7 separate regions of the Mus musculus genome follow, and regions 1, 2, 3, 4, 5 and 7 are each linked to region 6. A link is a loop called in an ENCODE intact Hi-C map of the cell type or tissue named here. Cell type or tissue: left cerebral cortex. All regions are shown on one strand.

The links. A loop is a pair of places that touch in the nucleus more often than their neighbours do. Peaks named below come from ENCODE experiments on the same cell type or tissue, not always from the same donor. Only the 100,000 strongest peaks of a DNase experiment are listed, where the experiment ranks them.
Region 1: a loop joins it to region 6, with 5 times the contacts of the local background. A loop is called at or near these places in 7 of 42 quality-filtered maps.
Region 2: a loop joins it to region 6, with 4 times the contacts of the local background. A loop is called at or near these places in 5 of 42 quality-filtered maps.
Region 3: it touches region 6 in a loop (6-fold over the local background); 11 of 42 quality-filtered maps call a loop at or near these places.
Region 4: it touches region 6 in a loop (7-fold over the local background); 29 of 42 quality-filtered maps call a loop at or near these places.
Region 5: it touches region 6 in a loop (4-fold over the local background); 10 of 42 quality-filtered maps call a loop at or near these places.
Region 7: a loop joins it to region 6, with 2.2 times the contacts of the local background. A loop is called at or near these places in 7 of 42 quality-filtered maps.

The regions. Positions count from the first base shown.
Region 1 is chr16:36,835,324-36,839,323 of GRCm38, forward strand. Iqcb1 (IQ calmodulin-binding motif containing 1) reads left to right here. Exons shown (of 15, transcript NM_177128.4): 5 at 193-322. It also overlaps a transcript of Eaf2 not described here. Among named protein-coding and RNA genes, the nearest start is that of Iqcb1, 8.9 kb to the left of the region's middle. In left cerebral cortex, no CTCF peak of the experiment used is centred here; no DNase peak of the experiment used is centred here.
Region 2 is chr16:36,916,378-36,920,377 of GRCm38, forward strand. It overlaps Golgb1 (golgi autoantigen, golgin subfamily b, macrogolgin 1), which reads left to right. Exons shown (of 22, transcript NM_030035.1): 13 at 1-623; 14 at 1,532-3,419. Among named protein-coding and RNA genes, the nearest start is that of Hcls1, 17 kb to the right of the region's middle. In left cerebral cortex, no CTCF peak of the experiment used is centred here; DNase peaks (open chromatin) are centred at 1,958, 2,329 and 2,623; H3K27ac peaks cover 665 bases.
Region 3 is chr16:36,825,931-36,829,930 of GRCm38, forward strand. It overlaps Eaf2 (ELL associated factor 2), which reads right to left and starts at 2,329. Exons shown (of 6, transcript NM_001113401.1): 1 at 2,121-2,329. The coding sequence starts at 2,226. It overlaps Iqcb1 (IQ calmodulin-binding motif containing 1), which reads left to right and starts at 2,470. Exons shown (of 15, transcript NM_177128.4): 1 at 2,470-2,562; 2 at 3,074-3,143. In left cerebral cortex, no CTCF peak of the experiment used is centred here; DNase peaks (open chromatin) are centred at 2,405, 2,617 and 3,117; H3K4me3 peaks cover 1,855 bases; H3K27ac peaks cover 622 bases.
Region 4 is chr16:36,873,196-36,877,195 of GRCm38, forward strand. It overlaps a transcript of Eaf2 not described here and a transcript of Golgb1 not described here. Among named protein-coding and RNA genes, the nearest start is that of Golgb1, 9.8 kb to the right of the region's middle. In left cerebral cortex, a CTCF peak has its summit at 2,049; DNase peaks (open chromatin) are centred at 908, 1,822 and 2,459; H3K4me3 peaks cover 2,745 bases; H3K27ac peaks cover 1,763 bases.
Region 5 is chr16:36,942,920-36,946,919 of GRCm38, forward strand. It overlaps Hcls1 (hematopoietic cell specific Lyn substrate 1), which reads left to right. Exons shown (of 14, transcript NM_008225.2): 4 at 3,675-3,804. Among named protein-coding and RNA genes, the nearest start is that of Hcls1, 9.9 kb to the left of the region's middle. In left cerebral cortex, a CTCF peak has its summit at 2,351; a DNase peak (open chromatin) is centred at 2,289.
Region 6 is chr16:37,008,597-37,012,596 of GRCm38, forward strand. Polq (polymerase (DNA directed), theta) reads left to right here and starts at 3,190. Exons shown (of 30, transcript NM_029977.2): 1 at 3,190-3,463. The coding sequence starts at 3,304. In left cerebral cortex, CTCF peaks have their summits at 109 (motif pointing left), 1,969 (motif pointing left) and 3,105; DNase peaks (open chromatin) are centred at 1,956, 2,681 and 3,122; H3K4me3 peaks cover 1,436 bases; H3K27ac peaks cover 601 bases.
Region 7 is chr16:36,922,855-36,926,854 of GRCm38, forward strand. It overlaps Golgb1 (golgi autoantigen, golgin subfamily b, macrogolgin 1), which reads left to right. Exons shown (of 22, transcript NM_030035.1): 15 at 1,779-1,957; 16 at 2,882-3,044; 17 at 3,235-3,372. Among named protein-coding and RNA genes, the nearest start is that of Hcls1, 10 kb to the right of the region's middle. In left cerebral cortex, no CTCF peak of the experiment used is centred here; DNase peaks (open chromatin) are centred at 1,756, 3,117 and 3,699; H3K27ac peaks cover 1,084 bases.

The DNA of each region.
Region 1 (4,000 bases), 170 kb before region 6:
CCTGGAACTAAATGCAAGCGAGGTCCATTTCACAGCTTAGTTCCTTAGAAAGCTGAAATTTTCTAGCAACTTTTTAATTGGCTTGTCAACAAAAGAATGACACTTAAGGTTCTCATTAAGGCACAATGCCTATGGAAGTTAGACTATTCAAATGATATTTATGATTAATACAAGCTTATACTCTTATTTCAGCCATTGCTGTGTGGGCTTAGAGCCAGGAGAAGATGGAGAAGAATTTTACAAGGAGTTACTTCCATCAGCTGCTGAAAATTTTCTTATCCTGGGGAGAAGGTTACAAACATGTTTCATCAATGCAACTAAGGTATAAGTGTTGTATAGCCAAATAATTTTCATTTTTTTTTCACTGTATAGCCCAAGCTAGCTTCATATTCGGTGTATAGCTTTGCAGGTCTCAAGAGTTTCAGTCCTTTTGTTTCAACCTCCTCAGCACTGGGATTACTAGGATGTATGCCATATCTATCCCTTCCTAAGTTATCCCCTGTCATTTTTCAAATATGCCATATCTGGCTGAACATACAAGTAGAGAAGTGAATTTAAACATCTTTAAGCTAAAAATTACAACCAAGAAATTAATCTCTAAATTAGAAAAATTGAAAATGTTAGCTAAAGAATACTGTATGATTTTTAAAGAGTTTGTCTTACCCCTTAATGTGAGGAAACATGCATATATACTTATATCCACGGCATAACTTCATTCCAGACTGTAATAGCTGTTTCAGACTTTTAATTGCTGACACTTCAGGCTAGTTAGACCATAGCTTTTATTTATTTTATTTATTTTTTAATTTTTTTGGTTTTATTGAGACAGGGTTCCCTGTGTAGTCCTGGCTGTCCTGGAACTCACTTTTTAGACCAAGCTGGCCTCGAACTCAGAAATCCACCTGTCTCTGCCTCCCAAGTGCTGGGAATAAAGGTGTGCACCACCACGCCCGGCAGCTTTTATTTTTTATTTGACACATAAAGTTTTACATACTTTAAGGGAACTATGTAATGTTTTGATACCTTTATATTTTATGTAATGTTTGTATACAGAGAAAAAGAGAGGCTGGGAGGGGAAGAGGGAAGAGGAGATCATGGAGAAAATGATTCTTTGCCTTATCAAGTACCTATTTCAGATCTTCAGATTGTGGAGCTGTTGGGCAAAATCCAGGCCTTGTGTATGGAAATCAGTATTCTAGTATCCAGGAATGTTCTGCATCTAGTCTACTTTCTGTAAAGAAGTGCCACATCAGTATATCAGACTTTGAAAATGTAATCTGTGAACACACCCTAGAACAGCAGCAAATGCCATACTATGCTTTGAATTTGTAATAAGGCCTTTTCATTATGAGAAGCAAACTTTTGAAGACCTTGTATTCTACCATCCTTAAGTGTCCAACCCTGTTAGATCTATTTTCATATTTCTTAGTGTAGAACACTACGTATGCTGTATAAGCAAAGAATCCTGCCTAATGAGAAGTCATTAGGAATTTACTTAGCACTGTTGCTTATTAAGGTAGTCATGTCCTTTATCTGTTGGATGGTATTGGCAGCTTCTGTTTCCATTCTTGTAGATGACTAAATCAATCATATAACTAACTTATCAGTTTCCCATCTATGGTGCCCATTCTTCCTCTAACCAACTTGACCTGACCTTAAGTGATTATCAAGATTGTCTCACTGTGCTCAGTCAGACCTTGAGTGTATTTGTGCTCAGTCCTCAGTCCTAACTCTGAGGGTAGGAATAGGACCAGAAGTTGAGAATTTCCTCATCTTCAGTTCTTTTTGAGTTAGTTGAATTAAGCTAGCGTAGAATGGCCCCGCAGGGAATTCAGATTCCAATTTGAATACCAAAGACTTCTCATCTTCATTTATTATGAATTACCATATAGGTGATTGGAATCAAACCCAGGTCCCCTGAAAGAGCAGCCTGTGATCTTAACCACTAAGCTATCTCTCTACCTCCTTAATTCCACTCTTTCAATTATTTTTTTTAATATGTGTGTTAGCTAAACAACATTTATATGCAGTAATCACACTGTTGGACTTATTATATTTATTTAAAAGGAGTGAGATTAATATCAAAACATCTTTACTCCTATGTTTATTGCAGCACTATTTACGATAGTCAAAAATAGTAATAACCTAAATATCAGAAATCAGTGCATAAATAATGAAATAAAAAGGGCAGATTTCTGTCATTTGCAACACCATGGAAAGAAATGAAGGCCAGTAAGTGAAGTAGGCCACACCAGAAAGTCACATACTGTATGAATTCAATGACATATAGAATCTAAAACAAGCTCATCTCCTAGAAGTTGAGACTTGAAAACTGGTTACCAGAGGCTAGGGATAATAGAAGAGGAAAGATGAGAGAAAGTTTAACAATGGGTATTTTGTAATATTTAGTTTAAGGTATTTTATGTCATATGGGATGATTATATATGATAATGGTAAACCTTTACTTTAAAAAAGAATAGTTTTATTTTGAATATTAAAGAAATTAGTAAATAGTTGTCTCATTATTCTGACATTCATATAAACTCAATTCTATTGAGAAAACTGCAAGCTCATATAGTTTATAGCAACTCCTAATTAGCCATTAAGAGAATTATAGACTAGAAATGGCTCATGGCCTTAGGACTTGGGAAGTTGATTCAGTAGGACTGCTCAGTCCCAAGCCAGCCTGGGCTACTGAGTGAATTACCTGAAAATCAGCACAAGACAGGTTTACTTAACGTATATGATATAATCAGAAATGTAATGTGCATAGGAAAGAATAGAGATAGAAAGACCAATTGAGATAGATTTTTTTCCCCCATTTTTTCCTAGGATAGAGCTTCACTATGCAGCCCAAATAATGTTAAACTCACACTCTTCCTGCCTCAGTCTTTTGACTGCTGGAACATAGATTCCCATCATTACACCTTGCTAAAAGGAGGCTTTTTATGAGTGAAGTATTTCTTGATCATGAGTCAGACAGGCCAATTTCTGGGAGTTTGAGGCCAGTCTAGTCCGTTTAGAATTCCAGGTCAGCCAGGTAATGAAACCCTGTCTCAAAATTCAAAACAAATATATATGGTAGCTCACAACCTCCTATAATTGACGACCTTCTCTTCTGGCCTCCTCAGGCAACGCTTAGATGTGATGCGCATTTATATACACGCATGGAAAAACACTCATACATATTAAAAATAAAACGAATGGAATTCAATGAGAAATTTAACAATATGGACAATATAAGAAATATTGTTGGCAGAAGATTTAACTCAGAGATCATATATTCTACATCTGGAATTTTGGTGGCCATTAGCCTACTTGGAAGCTTTCAAGAAAATTTTTAAGAATTTGATATTTGTGGGTAGTATAAAATATGGTAGGACATATATTAGATGTTCTAGCCCAGGCTACATATAGTTTTTTGAATCCATATCAAAAGAGAAAAATACCTATTCAAGAACTTTGAAATGTTTTAATGGCAAATTTTGTTAACACAAGTCAGGGGTTATAAATTAATGATTGACATCATCTAACAGGCTTTTAAAGTATAGTATAGACATCTAGAAATACAGGGTCTTTCTTTGATATTGACAACAAAAAATTATGGTGACCTGTCTTGTTGTATCTTTGGATGAAATTAGAAAAGCAATTTACTAGACTAAGGAATCATAGTTTAATGTGACACTTTTTACGTTTGGTGGTTTTATAGGAAAAGACAAGTTATTTAAGTTAATGTGTGTTTTGTTTGCTTGCTTTAACTGTTGCTATCAATTTTATGGTACAGTAGAAACATTCAGGATCTGAGTTGGTTTATACAACTTTACATTAAAGTTAAATAGTCAGCAAATGACAGACATAGTCAATGTAATCTGTTTTGTCTCCTGTTGTGGCACTATTAATACCTTTTCACAAGATTAGTTTCAGCAAAAAACATTGTTTATTTACTTGGTATATATTAATGGAACATTTACTATACATCAGAATTGTAGACAGTGAATTA
Region 2 (4,000 bases), 92 kb before region 6:
CACACCGAGTCCCAGAAGGATTTGGATGTGACCAAAGGAAATCTGGCCCAGGCAGTTGAACACCGCAAGAAGGCACAAGCTGAATTATCTAGCTTCAAGATACTGCTCGATGACACCCAAAGCGAAGCTGCGAGAGTGCTAGCGGACAACCTCAAATTGAAAAAGGAGCTTCAGTCAAACAAAGAATCCATCAAAAGCCAGATAAAACAAAAAGATGAAGACCTCTTGCGAAGACTGGAGCAAGCAGAGGAGAAACACCGGAAAGAGAAGAAGAACATGCAAGAGAAGCTGGATGCCTTGCACAGAGAGAAGGCCCACGTGGAAGAAACGCTTGCAGAGATTCAAGTCAGTCTGACCAGGAAAGACCAGGAGATGAAGGAGCTGCAGGGAAGCCTGGATAGCACCTTGGCCCAGCTTGCAGCCTTCACTAAGAGCATGTCATCCCTGCAGGATGACCGGGACAGGGTGATCGATGAAGCTAAGAAATGGGAGCGGAGGTTTGGCGATGCCATTCAAACCAAAGAGGAAGAGGTCAGACTCAAAGAGGAGAACTGCATTGCTCTAAAGGATCAGCTCCGACAGATGGCCATCCACATGGAGGAATTGAAGATCACCGTCTCCAGGTAAGCAGCCAACATGTTCCCCTCCAGAGAGAACTGTAAAGGCAAGGAAAGCTTTTAAACTGTTTTGACTTTATTATTTCATTTATTCTTTATTTGTTACAGAACCAATGTTTGTTTTAAATTACTTTAGAATGTATATCCTTCCCCTTCTAACGCTTTTTTGCTAGTTTTGTAACTTCTTGTTACAATGTGTATCACTATAAAATCATTAACAAAATCACTGATATCTTACTCCCTCCCACCCACCCACACACACACACACCACCAATGTCTGTTAAGAGACAGCTTAGGTTTCTCTGCCTTCCCATTTCTGTTTCTGGATTTCTTGACAACCTGACTACCTGTGTCTAGATTTCCACCAGCTTATTCCCAAAGGATTGCTTTAGTGCCCTGAGTCGTCTTCCCCTCTCTCTTTGCCACAGTTGTCATCAACTGTACTCTCTCTGTCAGTTAGAAACCCTATACTCAAACTCTAGAATATCATTTTCCAAGCTCAGGAGCCAGCATTACCTCTACCCTTAGTCCGCCTCCCCTTTCATTACCTTACTGTTTCTTTTGCCAAGATTGTAGCTTTAAAGAAACCTACCATTAGCTTGTCTGGAGCAAAGTAGAATACTTGGGAGTTGATTTGCTTTTCAGTATCTCAGGCTGGGGATCAGTAAAGTAAGGAACAAACTTCCATGATTCAGATCTCCCTGATGTATCTTTAATATGTTATCTTTTTCTATGTGTTAGATCATGTTATTACACGTGTATAGATACAGAGAACTAAGATATCTGAAAACCTTCAATAGTGAATATTGTCTGATTTGTAGATCAATTAGGTATATATCATATAGTTAATATTTCTCCTCCCCTCCTTTTCTCTACCCTCTTTCTTCCCCCTGACCCCTGTCCCCATCCCCTAGGCTTGAACATGACAAGGAAATCTGGGAGTCCAAGGCCCAGACGGAGCTCCAGCATCACCAGAAGGCTTATGATAAGCTGCAAGAGGAAAATAAAGAACTTACGTCTCAGTTAGAAGACGCTCGCCAGCTGTATCATGATTCTAAGAATGAATTAACTAAGTTAGAATCAGAACTTAAGAGTCTCAAAGACCAGACAACTGACCTAAATAACTCTTTAGAAAAATGCAAAGAACACGAAAACAACTTGGAAGGGATCATAAAGCAGCAAGAAGCTGATATCCAAAATTGTAAGTTCAGTTGTGAACAGCTAGAGACTGACCTAGCGGCCTCCAGAGAACTCACCAGTCGGCTGCACGACGAAATCAATGCGAAGGAACAGAAGATCATAAGCCTGCTTTCTGGCAAAGAAGAGGCGATCCAACTAGCTGTTGAGGAACTGCACCAGCAACACAGTAAAGAGATCAAAGAACTAGAAAACCTGTTGTCCCAGGAGGAAGAGGAGAATGTGGCCTTAGAAGAGGAAAACAAAAGGGCCCTTGAGAAAACCAATCAGCTCACAGAAGCATTGGAAGCCATCAAGAAGGAGAGCTTTGAGCAGAAGGCTCAGTTGGACTCCTTTGTGAAGTCTATGTCCTCTCTCCAGGATGACCGGGACCGCATCGTAAGTGACTATCGGCAGCTGGAAGAGCGACATCTCTCTGCAATCTTGGAAAAAGACCAGCTCATCCAAGATGCTGCTGCTGAGAATAATAAACTGAAGGAGGAGATGCGAGGGTTGCGAAGTCACATGGATGATCTCAATTCTGAGAATGCCAAGCTGGATGCGGAGCTGGTCCAGTATAGGCGGGACCTGAACGAGGTGATAGCCATAAAGGACTCTCAGCAAAAGCAGCTCCTTGATGCTCAGCTACAGCAGAATAAAGAGCTGAGAAATGAGTGTACAAAGCTAGAGGAAAGGCTGAAAGGGTTAGAAGCAGAGAAGCAAAGCCTACAAATGTCCTCCGATGCCCTCCAGAAGGAGAAACAAGGTTTGTCTAAAGAGATCAAAAACTTACAGACACAGTTGACCGCCCTGCAGGAAGAAGGAACGCTAGGTGTCTACCATGCCCAACTGAAAGCAAAAGAAGAAGAGCTCCAGAGGCTAAATATGGCTCTCTCCTCCTCCCAGAAGAGAACTGCAGATCTGGAAGAGGAGTTAGTTTGTGTACAGAAGGAAGCTACCAGGAAGGTAAGTGAAATTGAAGATCAGCTGAAGAAAGAGCTGAAGCACCTCCATCACGACGCAGGGATAATGCGAAACGAGACAGAAACAGCCGAAGAGAGGGTGGCAGAGCTGGCGAGAGACCTGGTTGAGATGGAACAGAAGTTGCTTACGGTAACCAAAGAGAATAAGGATCTTATGGCGCAGATTCAGGCCTTTGGAAGGTCAATGAGCTCCTTGCAGGACAGCAGAGATCATGCCACTGAGGAGCTTGGTGACCTGAAAAAGAAGTATGATGCCAGTCTCAAGGAGCTGGCCCAGCTGAAAGAGTGGCAGGACTCAAGCAGAGAGGGGGACGTTCTTTCCCAGGCTGCCTTTCCCCTGTCCACCTCTGAGAACGTCTTGTCCCGCCTTGAGAAACTGAACCAGCAGCTCACATCCAAAGACGAGCAGTTGCTTCACCTATCTTCAGAACTAGAAAGTTCTCACAACCAAGTGCAGTCCATCTCCAAAGCCATGACCAGTCTACAGAATGAGAGAGATCGCCTATGGAGTGAGCTGGAGAAATTCCGGAAGTCTGAGGAAGGGAAGCAGAGGGCTGCAGCCCCTTCAGCTGCCTCCAGCCCAGCAGAAGTACAGAGCTTGAAAAAAGCCATGTCTTCACTCCAGAATGACAGAGATCGATTGGTGAGTGTGTGCTTCCTATCTGTGTTTAAGAGGTTGGGGCCATTCTTCACATGGATTTTTATTGCCATAGAAAAGGGTAAATGTTTCTAATCACCGCATTGCCACACACTCCACAGTTTGGGTCTTAAGAGAAGCAGACATATTGTTACCATTTTCAAGGTGAGGATTTTTCTTTGCACAGAATCTGCATTGGTTATAAAAGGGTTAAAAGGTAACCAGCTGCTTTTGCTGTAAGTGGTCCCAGAATTTAAAGTGGATTAATTGGGGGGAAAGCATGGAGCTGGTCACTCAGTGTCTTCAGTGTCAGCTGAGCTCTTGGTCACTCACTAGACCAGGATAGCAAGGACCTAGCTTGTCTTAGAAGTACAGCTCAACCCTAACGTGTCAAGAAAGATGTTAAATGTAAAAGGGATTTCCTGAAGTCAGTGCTAGTGGTGTGGCGGCACATTCGTCTTAACTCCAGCACAGAGGGGCTGCTGTTGTGAGTTCAAGACGAGCCGAGATTATGTAGCTCACTTAAGGCAGTCTGGGCAATGTAGTGAGACTGTCCCAACAAGTTTTAAGAATAACTGTTCTGCCAT
Region 3 (4,000 bases), 180 kb before region 6:
GTGTAATATTATACTTAATTGGATAGGGTGGGGCGGGGGGGGGGGGAGACAGTATTTTTTTAAGTCTTCTGCAGGACTAAGGGTGGAGTCTAAGCTTGTTTACTGTGCTTGTGATTATGCTTTGTCTTTTGGCATATGCTTGTTTATTGTCATTCTTGTGGCTCGATTATCCGACTCTAATTTGGAAAATATGTTTTCAACATCTTAAGAACTTTTGTAAAGCCGGGATGTAGCTCAGCGATAGAGCACTTGACTAGTATGCACAAAGCCCTGGGTTTGAGTTCTAACGCTGTAATTAATCCTGTAAAGAACCCATAAATAAAAGTCTTAGGAACACCTGCAAGGCACTTTTCAAAAGCTGTATTTCATTCATTTAATTTTGGATTTGCATCTGTAGGAAGAGAATGCATATCTAAGCTGTAAAATATATATACATCGAGGGACTGGAGAGATGTTTCAGAAGTTAAGAGCACCACTGGCTGTTCTTACAGAGAACTTGGGTCCTTCTCAGCACCAGCATCAGGTCACTGATAGCCACGGTTAACTCCACTTACAAGGGACTTGAGGCTCTCTTGCGGTCTCTGAGGGCACTGCATAATATGATGTGCATATATAGACTCAGGCCCACACATACACATAAAAAAAATAAACATATCTATCACTAAATAACTTTTTTGTAACTTTAAACTTTGTACTGAAAAACAAAAGATCACTGCATGCCTGAGAAGAAGGAAGAGGAAAAGGACATAGTACTTGGGAAAGGGGCATTGAGAGGTCAGTTAAGAACAGTACCTTGCTTTTGGAAAGGGGAGAGACAGAGAGACAGAGAGAGAGAGGGGGAGGGAGGGGAGGGAGGGAGGGAGGGAGGGAGGGAGGGAGAGAAGGAGAGAGGGAGAGAGAGAGAGAGGGAGAGAGAGAGGGAGGGAGAGAGGGAGAGAGACTATGGCTGCACAACACTCACTGATTCATTGTGGGGAACTCTGGATGGTAACCCAGAGCAAAATAAACAAGGAGCACTACTGAAGTTCTGTTGGTAAACTTCTCCCATTTATTCCACCAAAACATGATATTTTTGCTTAATGCAGCCTTTTTATAAAGCTTAAATATAATCAATGGAAGGTTAAACCCATTGGTTCTTCCTACATTTACTCTGAGTTATTATAGATGAATTGTCTACAACTTAAACTTTGAAGACTGAGTTTTAAATGAGTGTTTTTCAGAATATAAACCTTGTAAGGAAAAGGACAGAATGGTGGAGAATGTAGGACAAGCAGACAGTAAAGAAGAGCTGGGCTGCAAAAGAGATGTGAAAAAAAATCTACAATTTCACACACACACACACACACACACACACAGAGGTCACAACTCAGTGACCTTTCCCTTATGCGCTAGAATTCTGTGGCCTATTATGCAAAAAAGAAGTTTTACATACAAAATTAAGTTATATTTTTCGTGCTGGCATCTCATTTAATTACTAAAACGAAAAGGCTCATTATAACCTCTTTTTCAACAATATTAGAGATAACCTATTAAAATAGATCCCAGAGAACAAAACACCAAAGGGTAGAAATCATTAGGAGGTAGATTTTTAAAGTAAAGAAACTAGATAAAAAAATCTTTCAATTTTTGATAATCAGTAATTACTTAGTTGACCATGAAATCTGAGATGGAAAGAGATACAAACGATTGAGACAGCTGACAATCTCTTCCCAAGAACAAACTAAATGGGAACCCTCATCAGCCAGAATGGGGAAGAAATGTCCTTGTGGCCTCTCCACATCACTTTTGCCCTGCATTCGGTCCTTTGTTCCATCTGTCTGTCACCTTTTCAAACTCTGCACCATCCACTTGTCACGCTAGTCTCCACAGCCACCCGTGCAGATCGTCCCACAAAACTTCCTCTCAGGTCTGTCAGTCTCACTTAAACCCTTCCAGGGTTCTCCTACACTGTGGGACGCCAGGTGCCTGCACAGAGGCTGGCAACTGGGTAGTGGATCACTGTGCCATCTGGTCTCCCGGGGAGCAAAGAGCGGCGGGGACAGAATTACAGAATCCGGAGGAGTCTGTCTCCATACCACCCTCCCATCCCAGAAGGAACCCGGGGTACAGTCTGCACTCACAGCGCACGGTGTGGAAGGCACAGCGCGGCTGCTTCTCGAAACTTTCGCCTAGCTTGAGAACCCGCTCGCGACGGTCCAGGTATGCAAGTCCCGCTGGTCCACTCATCCTCGTCCCCTGCCTCCCGCTTTTGGCCTTCGCCGTCCCCTGCCACAGCCTCTGGAACAGCTGCACTGGCTGCGAGCTTGAGTTCGGTGCCCGGGACCAGCTCCTTTCACCTCCAGACGCGTGCGGCCGCCCCTTGGAGCGCCCCGAGTCTTGATTGGCTGTCTGGAGACACCTGCCCCGCCCCTCGCCCCAGGGCCCCGCCCCGCCCCTGGCCACCATCCCCGCCCCTAGCCCCCTTCCCGCGTCGCGACGCACACAGCTCGGCGGAGACCGCCTCGCTGAGGTACGCTGTGCGGGTCGGGCCCTGAGGTGGACGGACGCGGGGAAAGAGATGAGGTAACAGACCCGAGATGGCGGCTGGGATGGAGGAAAGGCCCTAGGGGGGCGGGGAAGCTAGGACGCCAGACACCCAGGGCAGAACTGCCTGGCGGGGCCTGGTAACGGGAGCGTGGGCCTCCTCCGCGCCGGGCCCGCAGGTTTGGTGTGGAAACGGACGCCTGACGAGAGGTGGCGGCCGGGCCCAGGCCTGGGGCCTCCTGAGGCCTAGCTGCTCTGAGGCGGGTCTGGAACCCCAGCCGCGCCCCCTCAGGTGATGTGACCAGACTGGAAACCTCTGGAAGCCGCGCAGTTACCTTTAAGGGCCGTTCATTTATTTATTTTTTCTTCTTTCTTTCTTTCTTATTTATTTATTTATTTATTTATTATTTTTTAATTAGCCCTTTAAAAACACAGGCTTTTCCCGCCGGGGTTAGGACCTGAGGAGGGGGCGTTTCCGGAGGCGACGGAGAAGCCTAGGGTTAGGGGTAACTGACTGCTGTACGTTTGTTTCTGGCATTTGTTTCTGTAGTGATTCCTGGAAGCACTGAAGAGCGCGGCCTTGGGACTCTTGATTTCTCAGAGATCAGTCTAGCAGTAGGGTAAGAGCGTCAATTGATTGATAATTGCCTTCACACACACACACACACACACCCCACCTCACAGAAGTGTTATGAAGTAGGAGAAAGCGTGCTTTGTATTGGAGGATTATTCAGAGAAAGTCTACAGTGAGCCCCCTCAGGTGATTCTTCAGGTTAATTGTGGCATCAGACTATGCTTTCAGCACTTCTACCTTAAATAGGTTTGTCAATTTATTTTTTTCAGATGGATGAGGGATTATTTTTTGCCTTCTACCCTTTAAAGATACAAGGAGAGATTGTTCAATGTATTTATGCACGAAGGTTCTGAAGCCAGAATCTCTGGGCTTGTACGTCAGCTTCATACTCTCAATGTGATTTTTGTGCAAGCAAATCAAACAAATGTGTTTATCATTAGAATTGGGGAAATAATAATAGCTATGTAAAAAATAATGCCATTCCTTAGAATTGTTGAGGTGGTTAAATGAGTTAATACATGCTCTCTAAATAATTATTTTGGGTTCAGCAATACTTTCATATTTTTAGACTTAATCATTGCTGAATGCCTTATAAATTTTGAAGTCTAGGGACAAGGGATGGCTATTATGTTCATAGATGAAAACACTGGTTTAGAGAAACCCAGGTGGTTGATTTTGTGGCCATCTAATGTCAAGAGGGATTTGTTCAGTGGCACAAGTGAGTGGATGTATACTTTCACATTGATTTTATTACCATATTGTATAAAGTAATTTGCAATCAGAATGGCCACCAGTGAAGGGAATGTTTAAGCATATTTTGATGAATTCTTACAAAGAACAGGATAATGTAGACACCGGAAAGAGTAAGACAACATGCATTCTCTTGGAAAGTTTTACATCTTC
Region 4 (4,000 bases), 140 kb before region 6:
TTATTTCCTTTTTAAAATGGTGAAATGGAAAGTATGTTCAATTACTGCTTGTTTGTGAGCGTGTGTGTGTGTGTCTATGTGGGGGTATTTACTCAAAATATAAGGGGTTGTTTGAGCTTGAGTTACTGGTAGCTATGAGGCACCAGATATTGGGACTGGGAACCCAGTGAGTCCTCTGTAAGAGCAAGTGCTCTTAACTACTGAGCCATCTTTCTAGCCCTCATACACTGCTTTTCAATAAAAAAAAAAAAAGCCTTTAATTGGCCATTTCTTTTTCTAACTTGTGATTTATTGGTGTATATTATACTTGTGGTATATATGATATACTTTTTCATATATATACAAATATATATGTGATAGTTACATGCAATTTACATTTGACAAATATTTGAATAAATGTTAAGTTGAAAATAAAATATGTTATCTGGAAGACAAATTAGTGAGAGGCCAAACATCTTGGAACCTGCCTCCATCTTAAAAGGAAAAACTTGGCCCCCACCCGAACACAAGTTGCACCTAAGTACCAGGAAGGACCGAATGGCTTGTCCTTAGCCAGTTACCCCCTAGCTACTTCCTAGCAACAGATAATCAAAGGTTAGTCTGATTGTTTCAGATATACTTTCAGACCTTTAGTGGTTGTATACGGTCTTGCTTCAGAGCACCTACCTGTCGGCTTACAATAGACAATTGCATGCTTGCAAGGCTGGACCCTCCCTCACTTACTTCCATTTCCTATAAACCCTGTCCCAGTGAGAGTTTTGCGCTGCCTCACCAAACCGTCCTGTGGGCCGGTGGTGAGTAAGCCCAAACTCGAGTTTGTAATAAAGAGACCCTAATGTGATTACATTAGAAACGGCTCCTTGGTGGTCTTTTGGGGTTCACAAATGCTTCTTGGCACAACATTGGAAGTCTTGGGATGTCTATATTTGGTGTAGGGGAAGATGAAGGAAGGCCTTGAGAGGGAACTGGGTAACAGAAAATCAGAAGAGTGAGACCATTTCTTTTGTTACATGGTTTTATTCTTTGACAGTTCACACATGTATGCATTTTGATCATGAACACTCTTATTTTCCTCAGTCCCTCTAGAAAACTCTCCCAGCACTCCACCCCCACTTTTATGTCACTAAAAGAAAAATAAATACATTGAGTTTAATTAGGGTTGCTTTCATGTATATAGGTGAGGGATTGATTATATATCCTGGGAAATTTACCGATGGTGACATCATTAAAAAAGAATGACTCCCCTCCTCTCTTCCCTTCCTCCCTCCTCACCGCCCCCCCCCCGCCCCCGTAAATCGCTTTTCTGTCTCTTGTTGGAGCTTCTTTCTCACTGACTCCTCACAGAGCCCGAGCCCTTAAATCTGTTTGCTTATCCCAGCTGAAGAGCCAATTCCTTAGGGGAACGTTTCAACTCTTAAATACTGTCTCTTACCCTCACATCCTGAGTGATGTCCTGTGACGTCAGGTTGAAATCGGAGTTCCGTTACTAAATCGCTTTCTCCCCCATCGGAAGGACCAAGTTTCAGGCTCTACTCCGGGTTGGTTCTCACAAAATCGCAAATACTAGCAGCTGGCGCCCCTAGTCCAAAGTCTCCTCAGAAGCCGAGGCCATAGTCCTTAGTGGGAACAGCGCGAGATGAGAAATTAGGGTAAACCGGAACTTCCAACCCATACAGCAAACACCTGATCTTTGCCGAAAGCCCACCCCTTTCGGTGTTTTCAGGCCTCCTTGGATCTTCTTCCGGGTCACATCCCACCATGTGATTCCACCCGGCACGTCCTTCTTAGAATCCATTGGCTCCGTCTTTGAGGAAGTGGAAGGCTTTAGGGCATTGGTTGGTTTCTGTCAGTGTAACGCAGTTAGTTACAAACAAGGCGTGCCTGGTTCCCATAGCAACGCCCTGAGCACCGCTCCGATAGGTCGACGCCTTGATTCAGCCTTCCGTCTCACGGCGAGTGGCTGACTCCCAGGGGCGCGTCGACGGTGGCGCCGTGCTTGGGTTACCGAGCTGACGTGGCTTCGATTGGGCGGGGGGCGTCCGGAGTTGGCTGGGACGGCCGCCTGCAGGTGAGTGGGAGCCGCAGGCTCCGCGGGGAGCTCCGCAACGGCTCTGCTGCGAGCCCCGGGCCAAGGGGCTCGGGACACGGCTCAGCCGGCCGCCCCGCCCCTCACCTCCGGGCTCCGCCGCCTTCACCCGCCCGCCCTAGGTGGTCGCCCAGTGCCCGCCGCCGTACTCGGCCCGGGGACACAGACACCCAGTCAGTCTGCCGGCAGGGTCGTTCCTCCCCGGGGAGCCCCGGAGGCGGGCGAGCTGGTCAGCCCTACGTGCACGGACGGCCCTGTGTCCGAGCGGCCTGGGCAAGCCAGCCTGGGCACCGAGCCGGGGACGCTAGAGGCAACCTGCCCCAGCCCTGTGCTCGCCCCAGCCCTGAACAAACTTAGTGTTCCGCTGTCGCCGTTACCGCAGTCGAGGCCCACGAATGATCCTGCTGTTGGGTTAGGAAGATGACGGAGAGATGATCCAGAAGGAAGGGAATGTTGAAGGGAGTTCTGGAGGAAAAAAAAAAACCCTTGGTGTGGCCTTGTGGCATGGGTTTGTTGTTGCGCAGCAGGAATGAGAACAGGAGGACGAGCCTCAGGGCGATTGAAGGAAATATTTGCCTGGTTTATTTAAAGCCCCGCAGTTGGTCTGTGAGGAGAGGACAGTTTTGGGAGTGGAACAGATATTTAAAATCATGGATAAACACGTTGACTTTTAGAGATAGTTGGAAGCTCTCCATTAAAGGAATGGATTTCCAGATTTGAGCAAGATGGACTGTGCAAGAGTTTATAACAAAGTGTGGAGGCCTTTCTAGAAACATGAGTAAATAGGGTTTGGATGATCGGAATGACCGTAAAGGGTCAGATTCAGGAAATGTTCTGTTAGAAAAATGAGACGACTTGGAGTAGACACGGGAGAAAAAAAAATGAGGACAACTAAAAAATTTTAGAGGTTAAAAGTATAGCCAAATGGTAGGTCTCTTACTTCCAGAAGGCCCTGGCCTGAAGCATTGGTGTTGGTTACACGGCCTTTACTTCCTTGATCCTGGTAGGACTGTTTGATGCTTCCGTCCTCACTGTGCTTTAACATTTGTTTAACTACAGAAGTAGTTTCTGAACATTCTTAATTGCATATGCTACAGGTAAAATATCTTGAATGTATTCCTAAGTATATTGATTAAGTAAATTTTATGTTAATTTGGATAGTGTAACAATATCTCTGAAAATACACCACAGATTATAAAATATACAAAAATACTAGAGAATTAAATGAAAAATTAAAAAAAAAATCTGTCTACAACGGTCACGACGGAATTTGAAGATCACATAAAATGTGCCTCTTGGTTTCTCACGATGATGGTCAACATTTCTGAGGATTTCCACGATTTGGGGGGGGGTGGGAATGGGGTTCCCATTCTACTGGAATATAGTCCTTTCTAAAAGTAATCATCTTTAGAAGATTTTCCCTTTAACTCTCTTGTTCCCAGCACCTCAGCCCATTTGGATTAAAGAGATGTTGAGACTATGCTTATTTATAAAATATATCATTAACTTCTCTTGGTTACCTACTAGCAATAAATTATTTGTGACACATTGATGCGCATTACATACTGCCTGTTAGTAACAACCCAGACTGGACTACACTCAGAGCCTTATGCATGTGAGGCAAGCACTCTGATACCAAGCTACATCCCCAACCCTTAATGAAGACTACTTTATGAAGTAATGAAGAGAATGAGAAATCCTCTTTCTTATTTTAGGTACTTTAGGGTTGCTTTTTTTGTTGTTTTTGTTTGTGTTTGTGTTTTCAATAGTTCCAGATAGCCCTGGCTGCCCTGGAACTGGCTCTATAGACCGGGCTGGCCTCAAACAGATACCCATGCCTCTGCTTCCCAGGTGCTGGATTAGAGACAAGCGTTGCCTCTGCCTGGCTCAGTTATATGTGCTCTTGATCAATGG
Region 5 (4,000 bases), 66 kb before region 6:
TATGGTACCATTTGATTTGTTCATTGATCTGATGCTATTCCAAATATATTCTGAGTGTTTGAGCACATCTCTCTCCTTTGACATATATTTTTATATTTTCCAAGGTATACTTAAAGATCTAATTGCTTATTCATACAGTCAGTGAGTGTTTACCTTTTTAGAAACTACCAATCTATTTTCCAAAAAGAAATTTGTCATAGATCATTTCTACCAGAAATGTATGTGTTGCACTTGTTCCGTGTCCTTGTCAGCACTTGTTATTGTTGGTATTTTGAATGTTGGCCACTCTGTGGGTATGCAGAGATGTTAATTTGTGTTTCTTGGGTGAGTAAACCTATTAAGCATTTTTCATGTGCTTCATTTTCATGTCTCTTCACCTATCTTCTTTCTGAAATGTCTGTTCATATATTTACTCAGTTTTAATGTACTTAATGTACTTTTATTGAGTTCCCTGTATAGTTTAGAAACAGATCTTATGTAAAATGAGTATTTTATAAATATTCTTCCAAGAGGAATGATTGCTCTTTTAATTTTCTGGTGGTATTGTTTGAATGGCACAAGATTTGAATTCTGATGAAGTCTGATTTATATAAAAAGATTATTTTATCATTAGTGGGTTTTTTGGTTTATTTGTTTTTTGTTTGTCTAAGAGAAAAAATTTACCTCAGAGTTGTAAAGATTATCTCAAACATTTGGCTCAATTTAAAATTTTATTTTTTTAATATTTATGTGCGGCATGCAATTGAGTTAAGGCTCTTCTTCTCTATGGATATCCAATTTCCAAACACAATCCAAACTCTTTTTCCCACTGACTTAGCAGATTTCTTTGACCTTCTGTATGGTTGACTTTTGGACTCTGTTCTGCTTCCTTAAGCAATGTTTGCCCTGACAGCACACTACCACAGTGCTGTTATTATAGCTGTGTGCTAAGTCATTGAAATGGAATAGGCCTCCAACTGCGTGTTCCTTCAAAAGCTTTTCCTACTATCCCAGGATTCTATAATTTCATACATTTAGAATTAGCTAGTCAGCTTCTCGGGAAAAAAAAATGCCTCTTGAGAGTTTGACTGGGGGTCCACTGGAGTTGTTAGACCATTTAGAGGGATAGGAAACATGTTGGTAGTATTGAGTTCTCCAATCTATGAACCCGTGGCATTCCTCTACTTATTTAGATCATCTTTGAGTTAGTTTTTCAGAAGTATTATTCAGTGTTCAAGTCTTAAATCATATTTCATTAAATTTGTCCTAAAGCATTTCATGTTATGTTATGACTATGATTTACTTTTAATTTCTGGTCTTCAAATGTCTGCAGCTGGCAGATAGAAATGCAATCGACTTTGATAATGGCGACTCTGTATCCTGAAAGCTTAGTGGTTCCAGTAGCTTCTTTGTGGATAATGTAGGATTTTCTAAACATATGACCATATTGTTGGTGAATAAAGTTTTTATTGTCAGAACTGCTCCGCTTTATGCCTTTATTGCTCCTGTTTCACATTGGAAGCTCTGAATTTTGCTAGATTCGCTTGCTCCGTCAATACAAGCCATGTGAAAAACGTGAAGCAGAGACACTGTGTCAAAAGTCTCCTAGGTATGACACTTGCCACTCTGAAAGCTTCCCTGTATCCCTTCCATCTGTCCACTGTCTCCATGTGTGAGATCTTCTGTGTCCTTGGAGCCTAGCAACACTTCACACTCAAAAGCTGTTTAATTGATATTTATCAAATAAAAAGATTATATATTAAGAGCCATTTGGGATGGATTCAGCTATATGGTAAAGGAATTTATAAGAAGTTGGATTTTCAGTTGGGTGTGGCTACAGATACCTATAAGAAGCTATCCTGGGTGGAAGAGACTGCTTCTCAAAACAAAACAAAACAACCACAAAAACAAAGTAAAATATTTTGTACTTTTTTTTTTTTTGGTCCACAACCTTTTCATTTAAAAACTGTCATCTGTTGGTACAGTCCCCTGATTGGCCATAATTCTGTTGGTACAGTCCCCTGATTGGCACACTGTAATTCAGTAGGTGGATTTGCATATTTGCTCAGTTGAATATGTTTGTCCCAGGCCCTTCTTTCCTCACTTGGATTCTTCAGTTGGGGACCTCACACAGCCATTCAGAAGCTCCGGGCGCCCGCCCGCCCCGCCCCGCCCCGTCCTTTTCAGACCCTGGCAGCCCCAAGGCTGTTGAGCTGACACTGACTCTTTGCTTCCCAGTTACCCGTGGGGTCAGGTGAGGCATGGGAACACAGGGTGCAGCCAGCACTGGGATCCGGTTCATCTGATTCCTCTCCAGCTCTCTAAAATTAACCACGGCTAAAGCTGAAAGGCTTTTTAAAAGCCTTCAGTGAGATTATCCCACTAGACCAGCAGATGGGTCTAATCTTCCATGAAAGGAGAAGGCCTCTCCTGTGACACGGCCACTTTGCCTGGAACCAGTTTCTGCTGGGCCTGAGCTAGGGGAGTCCCAAGGAGAGTAACGACCCCAGACCCTTGCTAATTGCAGAAAGCTGGATCTCTAAAATTGAGAGTTCTCTCCTCTAGATAACGCTATGCGGTCCCAGGAGTCCTTGCAAGGTTTCCCAATTTGTGAACCTTTGTTGTCTGTCATTTGTTGGTACAACTGCCGAGCTGTCAACTCATGTCTTCAGGATGTCTACCCTCTTAGGTCTTGCAGCCTCCATGGTAGTAAGGTGGTAACAAAAGACCTGCCTTCAACCAATTAGGCGGTCTGTCTCAAGAATCATAAAGATGTGCAAATAACTTCCAGCCTACACATTCCTGTCCTAAGAGTCTGCCCCCCCCCCCAAATAACTTTAAATACGGCAAAGCTTAATGTCTAATGATTAAAATATTACAGATAATAGAAAACCAACTAATCTGTATGCCCAGGTGCTTAAAGTAAGCAAGAGGAGTGGGTGTCCTTTGCTGCCTCCAGCGTCGTGTGCTCTCAGAGGCAGAATCCCAGTCTCAGTTATAGGAACTTGAAGCTCTTCTAACAGATAATGATGAGTGGGCTTTGTGGCTTTGTTTCTGTTTGTTATTCCCAGAAATTATCAGGCTTACGTTGGAGAATGTTAATGCTTGATAATAAATAAATAAATAAATAAATAAATAAATAAATACACAAATACTAGTAAATTTACCCCAAACTACATTTCTTTAAGCATCAGTCTTAATGACTGTCATTACATTATTGAAAGGCAGCATTTCAATTTTCTAAGCTATTTTCCAAGTCCTGGGCATACAGATTAGTTGGTTTTCTATTATCTGTAATATTTTAATCATTAGACATTAAGCTTTGCCGTATTTAAAGTTATTTGGGGGGGCAGACTCTTAGGACAGGAATGTGTAGGCTGGAAGTTATTTGCACATCTTTATGATTCTTGAGACAGACCGCCTAATTGGTTGAAGGCAGGTCTTTTGTTAGCATAGAGGGCTCATTGGTTCTGTGACACACAGGTTATGTTAGTGAGAAAAGACAACAGACAACAGGATGTTAGCTTCTCGAGAGCGTAAATCAGGCTACATTGCTTATACCAACCTTTTACTCTAAGCCTGTCAACTGATACATTCAGGGACTCAGAGTTTTCTACAAAAGATTTCCATTTTCTGAGAAGCAGTCTGTCGATCTCCCTGACTGTGGAGAGTCTTAGGTGTGTGGTTCCTTGCAGCATCCACCAGCTGAGGAACAAAGTGTCAGAGGAGCACGACATCCTCAAGAAGAAGGAGCTGGAATCGGGGCCTAAGGCATCCCATGGCTATGGCGGTCGGTTTGGAGTGGAGAGAGACCGGATGGACAAGGTGAGTAGGAAGGGAGGGAGCTACTTTAAAGAAATAAAATAATGGGAAACAAATTGACTCAATTGTTGGTACTTTAAAATTTATCCTAAATATGGTTTGCATGGTGTCCATTTGGGCTTTGATGCAGAATGCCTTTGTGATGTTTGTGCCTTTTTTTCTCTCTGGATCTCAATACCCAAGATACAGAAAAGAGAGT
Region 6 (4,000 bases):
TTAACAGCACTGACTGCTCTTCCGAAGGTCCTAAGTTCAAATCCCAGCAAGCACATGGTGGATCACAACCACCAGTAATGAGATCTGATGCCCTCTTCTGGAGTGTCTGAAGACAGCTACAGTGTACTTACATATAATAAATAAATTTAAAAAGAAAAAGGTGTTAAGCTAGGAGTATCAGAAGGTCAGAAAGAAATATATGCTAGCCACAGGGAGGATTAGAAGTGCCCAGCCATTGAGCTAGCTAAGGCATATAAAAATTAACTGGTGTGTGTGTGTGTTTCATTCAAGAATCCAGCAGCCAGAATAGAGCAGTTTAACTAATTTAATGCTCTACAGGAAAGGGAGTTGGACAAGAGTCTGGGAGTAAACTTTTAAAATTAGAAGTCAGTTTGCACTCATTTCTGGATGTTCTCTAAGCCTTGATGGGGTTGGTCTAGCCTCTCTCTTGATATATACCTACTTAAGAATAAACTTCTTTCCCCTTCCACCTACATTTCAGATAATTTTCCCTCTGTAGCTCCTAAACACAATCCCTTAAGAATCATCTTCTGCCTTTCCTCATAGTCAAGCAGTACATGAAAAGGCAATTAAAACATGTTATCGAAGCCAGGAATTCAGTTACTTTTCACCTATCAGTTTCCACCTTATTTTATGAGACAAGCTCTCTCATTGAGGCTATTTAAACAAGCCCCAGGAATCCTCCCATCTCTAGCTCCCTAGTGATGGGATTAAAGGTGGTTGCTGCTGTCTGGCTTATTGCGTGGGTGCTAGTGGGGAACTTAAGTCTTCTCTTTTACTGAGTTCAGTCACTGCTGCCTGTCGGAAAATTGACTGATCTTGTTGTTTTGATCATGTGACCACAGCTGTGGTGAGTTCACGGAGTGCAACAGCTATGTCACGTCCAGAAGACAGCATCTCACAGCACTGCCCCCATCCTCCTTACATTCTTTAGGCCCCTCTTCCCAAGTGTTCTCTGAGCCTTGGAAGGGTTTATATCGATACCCCTCTTAGGATTGAACATTCAACAGTCATCTGTTCCCAGCGCTCTGACCAATTATGAGTCTCGGCATTAGCTACAGAAAGATGTTTCTCTGCCAAAGTTGAGAATAAGATTAGTCTATGGGTCTAAGGATACATTTTTGATGGCAAAGTAACATGCCCATTTAGCAATTCAACACCAGTCGATTGCTTATTGGGGCCTACAACCTCCCGAAGTGTGGGTTTATGGCCAGGTATATGGTAGTGATATTTTTGAGAAGTAGCTTTGGGTTTAGTTTTGAAGACTTAAAAAATACTGGGAATAAATATTGAAGATTTGAATGCGTAGTTTAGGCTTGTGGCAGGACACAGACCATCCCTTTCAATGCTTCCCCAGTGGACTTTCTTATCTCCTCATGGTTCACATAATAAAGTAAGTTAGTATTCGATGGGCTAATCGTAAGAGACTTCTCTGGCTTATTCTTTCTTCATTACAGTCTTGAATTATTATTAGGGCTTGTTAAAATATGTAATGTAATTTTCTCTGAACAGAACTTATGTGGCAGCCCTGGTCTCAGCATTCTGTATACTCATCCACAGATAATAGACTCCTACTCTTCTCATATGATGTGGGAATACTGAGGGGTTATGCAAGATGCCCAAGATAGCACAGTCAATACATTCTAAACCCAGACCCAGACTGTGTAGGTCTACAGCTGGACTTTTAGTTTCCACTGAGACTATAAGTCAGGATTCCTTTGATAGTCCTCTGTTCCTAGGAATTTCTCCCTGAGCAGTAGTCACAATTTAAATTAATAATTAATTTAGTCAATGTTTGTACCAGTATCTTTCAGAGCAGGAAGCGTTCCACCCTGCATCACTGACACTGAGACTAGTGTACTGTTGATGCCCAATAATTTCCTAGTGAATAAATGCATAAAGGAAGGAAGCGTTTCTTTCATGGAGTAATGCCTCCCTCTGGTGGGATTTTAGAATATTGTTTAACCACTTCCTAAATTCACTCCCCACATCCTTCCCCCAAACCAATGGCCATAATTTCTTCAGGATAGGCTTGTCACCCACTTGTTGGCTTGGTGAGATGAACTGTGGAACTAGGCAAGTACCAGGCACCGATTTACGTCCAGAAGTTGGTCAAAGCACATCTATAACTAACTTCCTTGTTCAGAATGACCCCTCATGTGCTTTCAGAGCCTCCTCTTTCAACACCAAAGGGATCTATCCAGAATCTCCAGTTCTGATCATACAATCCTCAGGATATAACCGCAGAAATAATCCCTTCCCTATCAACTGCCAACACAGAAGTGCAGTTCTCAACTCAGAGGGAATAAGAAAATTTATTCTGGAACAAATATGAGTTACTATGGCCCCAGGGACAAATTTAAATTGTTCTATATACTGTTTTGTGGTAGCAGTTTTACAGAGTTTTTATATTTCCGAGCAAAGAGAGCTATAACTGAAGACGTTTAAAGATACATTGATGTTAATGGAAACTTCAGGTAGGTTAGATCCAGCAAATCAAGAGAAACTTCTGCTGTAAGGCTCAGATGCATATAACATGCTTAGCTTTTGGGTTGGTGGAAGCTACATTCCCAAATTCGTACATTCCCAAACGACTTACTTAATAGTCACAAGAACATGACAGAGTTGTGTGACCAAACAAGTGGCTATTTAAGGGGCCGAGATAACCCAAAATAATTGACACTGAACCAGTCTACAGCCTGGAATGTTTAACCCGGGCGTGTCCTCTACTCCACCCCCATCTGTTATTTTAATTCACGTATTTGACAAGAGGAAAACCGCACAAATTACGCTCTACCAAAAAACCCTACTTTTTTTTTTTTTTTTACACAATCTGAAGAAACAAAAAAGAAACAAACACAATACAATAGTAAAGAAGAGATACTTTCCTAATCTATTCACATAAGGGCAACTCATTAGCTTCCGATTCAAACCAGAAATAAGTAAAAACAGGAGGAATGTTTTTAGAACAATCTACGAATGCAGTCAGATGCTCCGTTCCTTTTAATGTCTCCAGCACTCTATCCCCTTTTCTATCCCCAGCCGCCAGCGGAGGCCGGAAGCCAGATATCAGCGCGGGCTGTTCCGTCCCTCACCACTCTATGGTAGTCGGGTTATTCTAGCCAGGAGAACTCTGTGGTTCCGGGGCGTGCTGGGAGGCCTGCATTTGAAGATGGAGGCGGGAAGATGGAGGCGGTAGCTGTCACTAGGTTGGGGTTCTCCCGCGCGGGAGGCCTATGGGACTGTGTCGTGTCCTGAACAGTCGAGAGGAGCTTGTTTGCAATGAGTCTTCCGCGCCGGAGTAGGAAACGGCGGCGTTCATCGTCCGGCTCCGACACGTTCTCGGGAGATGGTGATAGCTTTGTTAGCCCTCAGCTCCGGTGTGGACCGGTGCTGAGTCCACCTCCGGGGCTGGGACGCGGCCGGAGGCTCACAGGGACAGGTACTCGACCCGCGGGGCCGACGCGGCCGAGGGCAGCAGGGGTTGAGATGGGCTGCGAGAGTATCAGGGCCATGCACTCCCGCACCGGAGCTGGATAGCTGGAGGCAGGGCTGCTATCCAGTACCCGGCCTGGGACTCAACCCTGGGGATGGCTTCCCTCTTGGCCAGCATGCACAGCTGATGGTGTTTTAGTCCACCACTGCCCCAGTAGATATGGGCGTTCTTTGGTTTTTGGGTCTTTACACCTTCCCAGAAACAACTTCCAAGTTGGCCAGATCCTGTCACCATGTCGAGGGTTTGCTTAGGATAAATGTCCAGTGGTACAACTTCATATATATAAGTACCAAATTTCTGGGTGTGGTGTAGGATGCAGGCTCTTTGGACTGCAAAGAGCAAAGCTGGAAGGCACATGTTGTCTTAGAACCTTAACCCAGTTCTTGTTTGCTTTTTTGAGATAAGGGCTTGCTCTAGGTCAGGCTGGGTGCTGTCTCGATCTCGGACCAAGGGTGTTTATCCGTAAATGTTGGGATTATAGGC
Region 7 (4,000 bases), 86 kb before region 6:
TTCAGAGTAGTCCAGGCTGACCCTGAATGCACAGTCTTTCTGAACCAACCTCTCAAAGGCCAGGACTACGGGTGTGTGCTTGCCGCCTACTTGCCCCTGCCCTCTGACCTCTCCTTCTAGCAAGGTTTCCTTGTACGTTTTCCTTGCTGCTGTAGTGTTTCTCTTTGCCAGCATTCTCTGCTGCATCTTTCATCAGCGTAGCTTCTCCCTGCTACTTTGGTGAATTCCCCTCTCTCAGCAGTTGCTTTTCATCCCTGATGTTCGCTGTTCTTTGCATGAAGAGCAATCCTTGTTTCATCTTCACATGAGGAGTAGAATCTAGGAAGCCTGCGGAAGGACTTGCTGTGAATTCAATGCAATGTGATCTGATGAGTTCATTGATCGTGGTCCTGAGGCTGGTGCCTTTAGTTCCTCTGGGTCTGATCAGACCTTTGAGAGATCTTTCACCTCTTGGATAGAAGGAAACTCTCATCTCCAAGCTGAGGAAGGGACGGGCAGCTATCACTGTGGCATGCGTCATGTCACCAGTCACAGTTGTTGTAGAGCGGTACCCTTACTTGCAGCTGGGCCTGAGATTTTCATGCTCCCAGGGCACATCCTTTACCTTTTCCAGAGAGTAAACTGGTTGTTTGGTGAGGTTACCAAAAAGTCAGAACTGAGAAGAACTTAGCGTGCAGTTACATCTGAAGCAGCTCTGTGAGAATCCTCCTTGTCTCAGCTCCCGCCTCCCTCCAACCCATCACCATTTTTTCCAGATGTACCTGGTGCTGTTAATTCCTGAGCCCTTTGAAGATTCTGCAGAGTAAGTTCTGTTGGGTCCTTGGCTTCTCTATCACCAGCTAAAGATCCAGCTGTCGCCGATGCGTTAAGTCAGTTACCATTATTCATCTGCTTTTCAACCTTGAGTGTGTCGCTGCTGACCCTTGTTGGCTTCCTGATCCTTTTTTTTGCGTTTGGTGCTTTTTAAAAGGCCACTGGTGTGGTAGTATTAACGTTTCTGAGTGGGTGAAAGGTGTGTGTGTGTTTAAGGCTGTTGTCTTTCCCAGATGTCCTGACATTATTTCTTCATCAAACTTTTGAGTATTGGGGAAGAGTTTTAAAATAGAATGCAGTTTTGCTAAAAGCAAATCCATCATAATATCCACTAACTTTGTGTGTGAGATCTATTAATTTTTAATTCTGATATTCTTATGAGGAAAAGTACTGTTATTGTCTTCATTTAGTGGATGAGGGAAAGAAAGACTTAGGTGTCCTCCCATCCAAGAAACAGTAGGGTATCTAATTCTAGAGCCAGGGTGTCTGTAACCACCAGGGTGCTTACCCTTTCTCTATATAGCCAACATCAGCTCAGCTTAAGACTGGGGTCCAACAGGGATGTGGGTTAGGGATGGGTGCAAGCCTACCACCTGATGCCCGAGTTTGATCCCAAGAATTGTGAAACAAACAGAAAACAAATAAGTAAACAGCAACAAAGAAAAGCTTGCTGGTGTTCCTGTGAGAGAGAGCCTAATAAGGACGCAGGTCTAAATGGATTCTGTCCAGTCATTCTGTATGTCCCTTAAGTCTGCTCCAAGTTAGAGTGTTAGCTTCAGACCTGGAGGCCAATGGGGTACAAGTGAAAGGAATGGTTAGGCCTTGACAGTAGCCTTGACAGCAGTCCCTCAGCTGTCTCTGCGCTGTGGGAAGGTGCTGACGGTCCGTGGTGCCTGTGGTAGGAGCTACTGGTCAATAAGGAGTAAGACGTGAGTCACCCATTGCTGCTCTCCCTCTGGTTAAAGCTGAAGGAACTGAAGAATCTGCAGCAGCAGTACTTACAGATGAGCCAAGAGATGACCGAGCTCCGTCCGCTGAAGGCTCAGCTCCAAGAATCTCAAGATCAGACAAAGGCACTACAGGTGATGGAGGAGGAGCTCAGGCAGGAAAACCTCTCCTGGCAACACGAGCTGCGTCAGCTCAGGTAGGACCGTAGCCGAAGCGTTTGTTTTATTTTATTTCATTTTATTTTATCTTGACGTTTTGTTTTGAAATAGTTACAGACTTAGAGTGCTGCAGAACAGTAAGAGAGCACTCGTGTGTGCTTTGCCTAGTTTCCCCCAGTGAAAGCTCCCGTGCCACTCACTGCATGCCATACCCAGCGGTCTTTATGCACAGCAGGGAAGTAGCTGGTGTTCAGTAGAAGTCCCACTCTTCACCAGATTTGGGAAAAGAAGTAAATAAAAATAACAACAAGTAATGTTTACTGCCTAATATTTAATATGTGCCACGCTTTATGTTTGATAAGTGATATGCCTCATTTAGCCCTTACAGTAGTCTTAAGGAATAACTAGCTTATTCCCATTTAATGGAAGAAACTTGGTGAGATTCATTTGCTCAGGTCTCAGACCTGGTATATTCAGGAGCCAGAGTTCTAAGTCCTTGAGAGTTGGCTCTGATGTTAATTCTGCATCGTGGGTCTGACTGATGAAAGACTGTTGTGGGTTCCCATGCCCTGCATGACCTCGCCACCCTCATTCCATACATACCTACTCTACACACCAACTCCTACAGTTCTGAAGTTCACTCTCTGCGTGCATACAGGTGCCCTGTGCTGAGTTTTCACGCCCATCTTGAACTGCTCTTCCCATTTGGAAACATAGCTCTTTGCTCAGGTTCTAAACCCAATGCCAGCCCTTCTGTGAAGGCACTGCAGCCCGGCCAGGAAGAGCTTTCCCTCCGGTGCTGGCATGGCCTTGCTCTCAGCAGCTTCCTGGGTGTCTCCACTTAGAGAATAAATTTCACTCTGATATGTATTAGTCACTCATACCTCATAAGAATGTTCTGAATATGGAATTATTCTTCCTGTCATGAGTGTATTTGGGCCGTTCTTTTTTTCATGGTGTAGGATGGAGAAGAATTCCTGGGAGCTGCATGAGAGGAGGATGAAGGAACAGTTCCTCATGGCCATCTCAGATAAAGATCAGCAGCTTGGTCATCTGCAGAGTCTCCTGAGGGAGCTGAGGTCTTCTTCCCAGGCTCAGATTCTCTCCACACAGTACCAGCGACAGGTGAGGAGATCCGTACATTTCTACACAGGGTGCCACTACCCAAAAGCATAAGCTGCCTCCAGCTGCCCGTCTGCTGCCATGAGGCACGCCTCCTCCCAGCTCTTTCAGGGTGATGCAATCTCTTCTAGAGGGAGGGTTTGAGTACAAACACTCTTAAGAGACCATTTTATTGACGTTTTGGTCCTGGCAGGCATCCCCAGAGACATCAGCTTCCCTCGATGGATCACAAAAGCTAGTTTATGAGACAGAACTTCTCAGGACTCAGCTCAATGACAGTTTAAAGGAAATTCATCAAAAGGAGCTAAGAATTCAGCAGCTAAACAGCAAGGTACGTGTCTCCTGCTAGACTGAAACTGAATTTCTTTTTTCTCTTTCTGAAGATAAGATTTGGCACAGACACCCCGCTTCAGCATAACCTGAGAATAGACGTTTATATTTCTTACAAACAGAAGTTTATAAGAGCTGGGTGTTTATTCCAGAGCAAGAACACAGCCTATGTTCTCCTTGCCCTGGGTGGGTCTTTAAGAATGACTCGGAGAAACCCATACACCAAATATACAGAAACTTCACCCCATCGTCTCTATGTTAGGAATGTGTGGGCATCTCCCGCCCATCTCCCTGAGCCATTGTCTTCCTGCTGCTCTTTGACTGTCAGTGTTCTCAAGAGCTCTTCCCCAGACCTGCCCTCTTCTAAGAAACCTAGATAGGTAGTGTCTGCCAGAATTAAAGTTCTTTTAGTTCAGTGAGACTTGAGTCCAGAGGTGGTCTTTGAGGAGAGTTGTGAATCTCCGAAATGTATGTTTGGGGTGAGGGGTGCACGTGTCCTATCAGCAGAACTCGTATGACATGAGCCAGTAAGGCTGCTCAGTGTGTGAATGTGCTTGCTCGACACCCTGGTGATCCACAGAGGAAAGATGGAACCAACTCCTGAGAGTTGTTCTCTGTTCTCCACACGT